2 separate regions of the Homo sapiens genome follow, and region 2 is linked to region 1. Evidence: read pairs that join two places in POLR2A ChIA-PET (ENCODE). Cell type or tissue: OCI-LY7. All regions are shown on one strand. Each heading gives the region's core, and the rest is flanking DNA. Links, peaks and the distances in the headings are about the cores only.

Region 1 (2,914 bases), core at 196-2,695:
TGAATTGAGTAGCTATCTCATGTTGAAGGAAGAAAAAAGAAAATAAGCCCCCAAAAAGTAGAAAAATAAAAGAACAGAAATTAACACAGAAAAAAAAAAGCATATGACAGAACAAATGGCACCAAAAGCTGGTCCTCTGAAAAAACTAATAAAATTGGAAAACATTTGGGAAATATTATTCATGACGTCTAGGAAGCAGCTGGCTATTAAGATCCACAGCTCAGAAAATCTGGTTTGGAAGTGAAGACTTGGAAGTTGTAACATATTAATAATACGTATTTGGGGCCCTGGATAGAAATGAGAAGTGAAAATGAGAAGAGTAGGACTTTGCTGTATTAAGATAGGAGAGTAAAGATTTATTTGTTCCTTTTCATGACAAAACAAAGAGAAAAGAAAAAATTAAAACACACTCCATCTTCAACAATACATGATGTTCCACGTTCATGTTACATGTGAAATTCTAAATCACAATATATGAAGATGGAAGGCAGATGGAAGAATGAACACTTGTAAAATAAGGAAGAAAATTAAACATAAGTGTCAGCTGAAAGAACAATGAGGAATGAGAAGCAAATCCTTTGCTCTACAGAACCTCAAAAGACTAAAGAACTGTTGACACAAGACTCAAAAGACAGAGGTCAAGTGGGAGCATTAAGAATGGAGAAATAGACCGGGTGCAGGGGCTCACGCCTGCAATCCCAGCACTTTGGGAGGTCAAGGTGGGCGGATCACAAGGTCAGGAGTTTGAGACCAGCCTGACCAATATGGTGAAACCCCATCTCTACTAAAAATACAAGAATTAGCTGGGTGTGGTGGCATGCACCTGTAGTCCCAGCTATTCAGGAGGCTGAGGCAGAAGAATCGTTTAAACTTGGGAGGTGGAGGTTGCACTGAGCTGAGATCACACCACTGCACTCCAGCCTGGGTGACAGAGCGAGACTCCATCTCAAAAAAAAAAAAAAAAAAGAACAGAGAAATAGCCAGGCAGGGTGGCTCACGCCTGCAATCCCAGTCAGTACTTTGGGAGGCCAATGTGGGCGGATCACTGAGGTCAGGAGTTCGAGACCATCCTGGCCAACATGGTGAAATCCCGTCTCTACTAAAAATACAAAAATCAGCTGGATGTAGTGGCGGACTCCTGTAATGCCAGCTACCTGGGAGGCTGAGGCAGGAGAATCGCTTGAACCCAGGAGGCGGAGGTTGCAGTGAGCCAAGATTGCACCATTGCACTCCAGCTTCGGCGACAAGAGCTAAACTCCATCTCAAAAATAAAATAAAATAAAAAGAATGAAGAAATATGTAGAAGTTGGTATAAAAGGACACTTGGAAGCCAGGTGAGGATCACTTGAGGCAAGAAGTTCGCAACCAGCCTGGTCAATATAAGGAGACCCCACCACTACAAAAAAAATTTTTTTAATTACTCAGGCATGGTGGCATGTGCCTGTAGTCCCAGCTTCCCAGCTACTCAGAACACATAAGTGGGAGGATCACTTGAGCCCAGGAGTTTGAGGCAGCAGTGAGCTATAATGGCAGTGAGCTATATAATCCAGCCACTGTATTCCAGCCTGGGTAACAGAGCAAGACCATGTCTGAAAAAAAAGACACTTGGAACCCCCGAGTCACATCTCCTATCCTGTACATCCCATCAGAATATGGAACGTTTATTCTTTCAAGGAATTGAATCAAGGGAAATACAAGGCACAGAGAGGGGAACAGGTAAGGTGCCAGCTGAAAATAGAGGTAAACTTTCTCTATAAATATATTCAAGCCAATAAATGAAAAAGAAAATGTTTTAAATCACCATTTTGCAACACCTAATGAATAAATAGATCTATGCACTGAGCATCAGTAGCTGCTAAGAGCACAGCAAGAGAAACATTACATGCTTCCTGATGGGAGAACCCACAGCACATGTGAAATAGTCTTGCCCACCCCACCCCCCAAAAAGGCAAACCTGAACCTGGTAAGCCTCTAGATCTAGTAAATGCAGAGAAATATGCTCAACTACACAGTGGGGATGCAACAGCAAAATACAGGTTAGGAAATGCACATGACAAATGACCTGGTTTCTCCCACAAATAAACTCCACAGAAAAAAAGAGGCAAGATCTAAGATAGAACCTGTAATTGAAAAAAAATCTTAAAACATATATTTTAAAACTAGTAAATTAAACTACAACCCTCAAAATGCACATCTGAATAATAAGACTACAAAGAAAAAATAATCACCACAGAAGTCAGGATGGAGATTATCTGGGGGATGAAAGGGTTGCAATGTGGGTTTCTGGGTTAGCTGGCAATGTTCTACTTTTGACCCTGGGGTGATTACAAAAGTTTTCACCTTATATAACCAAGATAGAAAATAAGAGAAAACAGATTAAGAAAATTAGAGGACCAATCAGAAATATCCAACATGTGAAAACAGAAAAAAAGTGGAGAAAAAATTATCAAAGTAAAAGAAAACATCCCAGTACTGAAAGAAGTAACCAGATTGAAAAGGCCACAAGTGTCCAGCAAACTGAACAAAAAAAACCTGTTCTAAGAAAATCAAGGACAAAGATACTACGTTTACAAAGAGATAAAAGGGCAACTAACAAGGGACTGAGAATAATAATCATTATAGCAATATTACAAGTCAGAAGACAGTGGAACTATTCACTTAAAAATCTGAGTGAAAAATAAATTCTGGGTGAAAATCAACCTTATAACCAGTCAAATTATCAATCAAGGGACTAAAAAGAGTAAGTAAAGCTGGGCTACAGTGGCACACTCCTGTAGTCCCAGCTACTCCAGAGGCTGAGGCAGGAGGATCGCTTGAGCCTAGTTCAGGGCTGTAGTGTACTATGATCATGCCTGTGAATAGCCACTACACTCCACCCTGGGCAACACAGAGAGACCCTATCTCTAAAATGTAT
Region 2 (2,914 bases), core at 330-2,829, 120 kb after region 1:
TGGGAGGCTGAGGCAGGCAGATCACCTGAGGTCAGGAGTTTGAGACCAGCCTGGCCAACATGGCAAAACCCTGTCTCTACTAAAAATACAAAAATTAGTCAGGTGTGGTGGCACGTGGGAGCCTGGGAGTTCGAGACCAGCCTGGGCAACATGGTGAAACCCCATCTCTACCTGACTATAGTCCCAGCTACTGGGGAGGCCGAGGCAGGAGAATCACTTGAACCCGGGAGGCGGAGGTTGCAGTGAGCCGAGATCATGTCACTGCACTCCAGCCTGGGCAACAGAGTGAGACTCTGTCTCAAAATAAAAAAAGAAGAACAACAAAAAAAGAAATACATTACGTTCACCATTGTATAAACTGTAGGATAATTGTTGAGAATGATGGAACACACTACAGAGTTGGGCACAGTGGTATGCACCTGGAATCCCCGCTACTTGGGGAGGCTGAGGTGGGAGAATTGCTTGAACCCAGGAGTTGAAGTCCAGCCTGGGTAACATAGTGAGAATTTGTCTCTAAAAAAAAAAAAACCACCACACACTATTCCAAAATATGGCAACTTGGCATACTGAATATTTTAAGCTGAAGGAATTTGAGAAACAACATGTACAGGAAGGATATTCCGGCCTTCCCTTGAAGCAAGTCATAAGATCCTCATGTGAGAGATGCCCTCCCATACTTGGAGAAAAGGAGCATCCCTATCTCCATTGACACAGGAACACCAAAGGGAATCTGGGTGAACAGGCCATGCCATCTCCCAGTTTATTACATTTAGCTAGCTCATGCTTTTTCATTATCCTTTCACATTTCTCCATGACGCTTTACTCTTCATCAAACGTAGCATAAAAACTCTCAACCGCTTCTTCAGCTCTCATTTCCTTATGAAGTCACCTGTGTCATGTAAAACTTATATTAAATAAATTTGTGTGCTTTTTCTCTTGTTAATCTCTCTTGTTCCACTGGTCCCAGCCAATGAACCTAAGATGGGTAGAAGGAAAATATATTTTTTCTCCCCTACAAGAACATTGTCTACATATCACAATAACACAAGCAAAGCTGGTTTCTGTTTGAAAGTATCTGGTCCTCTTTTATCTTATAGACACTGTGAGTATTGTAATAGCTTTGTTTTTCCCTGGCCACTGGGAAATTCATTTATTTATTTAAATATCTGTAATAAGTTTCCTTTGTACCAGGCATCCAGCTGGGTTCTGCAGATAAAAATGATAAACAGAAATGAACATGGCCTGTGTCCTCATAGAGTTTATTATCTAGAAGTGAAGACAGACATCAATCAAATAATCACATAAATATAGTTACATCTAATTATCAATGATGATGAGTGGGTTGGACTGCAGAGGCATCAGAACTTTTCTTGGAAGTCAGGGAAGACTTCTCTGAATTGAGATCTGCAGGATAATTAGAAGTTTGGTAGAGGATGGGGAGAGGCAAGAAGCATTTTGGGAAGTGGGAACAGCATGTGCATGAGCCACGTGACAGGAGGGTTTATAGGCACTGGAGGAACTGAAAGAAGAGCCCTGTGGCTAAACGCAGAACATTTGAGGGACAGTGGCATTAGCTGAGGGTGGGGCAGAAGACAGGTGCCACTAAACCACTGAACTGTTTTAAATGACTAACCACATGAGCTATGATAAATAACTCAACCTTCCAAAGACTGTTTTCTAGGGTGAAAATCTCTGTTCCTTAAGCACACGGTGATGCTGAACGACCTACTGAGCTACCATTAAAGCTACAAACAAACGGCCAGGCGCGGTGGCTCATGCCTGTAATCCCAGCACTTTGGGAGGCCGAGATGGGCGGATCACGAGTTCAGGAGATCGAGATCATCCTGGCTAACACAGTGAAACCCTGTCTCTACTAAAAATACAAAAAAATTAGCTGGGCATGATGGCGGGCGCCTGTAGTCCCAGCTACTCGGGAGGCTGTGGCAGGAGAATGGCATGCACTCAGGGAGGCGGAGCTTGCAGTGAGCCCATCGCACCACTGCACTCCAGCCTAGCGGAGATCACGCCACTGCACTCCAGCCTGGGCGACAGAGCGAGACTCCCTCTAAAAAAAAAAAAAAAACCTACAAACAAATTTGAGCTAAACTTTCTCTAGGGAACAGCATATTGGAAATTTCCACTTAACTCAGGAGGAAGACTACAGAAAAAGGGCCTTTTGGGAGTTTTCTACATCAGTGGGGTGCAGTGTCAGGCCTGTAGTTCCAGCCACTTGGGAGGAGGGGACAGAGGACAGGAGGATAGCGTGCGTGTAGGGGTTCTGGGATGTAGTGCACTGTGGTCACTGGGTCTCAGCACTGAGTTCGGCATCAGTGTGGTGACCTCCCAGTAGTAGGGGACCACCAGGTTGCCTAAGGAGGAGTGAACTGGCCCAGGTCAGAAACAGAGCAGGTCGAAACTCCCATGCTGATCAGTAGTGGGATTGCACCTGTGAATAGCCACTGCACTCATAGTCAACATAGTCAGAACCTGTCTCCCAAAATAAAATTAAAAAATAAAATAAAAACCAAATTATGGGCTGGGCATGGTGGCTCACACCTGTAATCCTAGCACTTTGGAAGGCCCAGGCAGAAGGATCACTTGAGCCCAGTAGTTTGAGGTTGCACTAGCTATGATTACATCACTGCACTCCAGCCTGGGCAACAAAGCAAGACTTCCTCTCTAATTAAAAAAATAGGCCAGGCGCAGTGGCTCACACCTGTAATCCCAGCACTTTGGGAGGCCGAGGCAGGTGGATCACGAGGTCAGGAGTTCAAGACCAGCCTGGCCAACATGGTGAAACCCTGTCTCTATTCAAAATGCAAAAATTAGCCAGGTGTGGTGGCACGCACCTGTAATCCCAGCTACTTGGGAGGCTGAGAGGCAGGAGAATGGCTTGAACCCGGGAGGCAGAGGT

The links. Peaks named below come from ENCODE experiments on the same cell type or tissue, not always from the same donor. Only the 100,000 strongest peaks of a DNase experiment are listed, where the experiment ranks them.
Region 2: POLR2A ChIA-PET joins it to region 1 with 5 read pairs; 6 of 35 experiments call an interaction of 5 or more read pairs at or near these places.

What each region holds. Positions count from the first base shown.
Region 1 is chr1:93,093,708-93,096,621 of GRCh38, reverse strand. The region is part of intron 1 of MTF2 (metal response element binding transcription factor 2); the gene reads right to left. Among named protein-coding and RNA genes, the nearest start is that of MTF2, 16 kb to the right of the region's middle. In OCI-LY7, for the core only: no CTCF peak of the experiment used is centred there; no DNase peak of the experiment used is centred there.
Region 2 is chr1:92,974,408-92,977,321 of GRCh38, reverse strand. It overlaps the pseudogene RN7SL692P. Among named protein-coding and RNA genes, the nearest start is that of DIPK1A, 14 kb to the right of the region's middle. In OCI-LY7, for the core only: no CTCF peak of the experiment used is centred there; DNase peaks (open chromatin) are centred at 892, 1,571, 1,991 and 2,611; H3K4me3 peaks cover 2,280 bases; H3K27ac peaks cover 2,500 bases.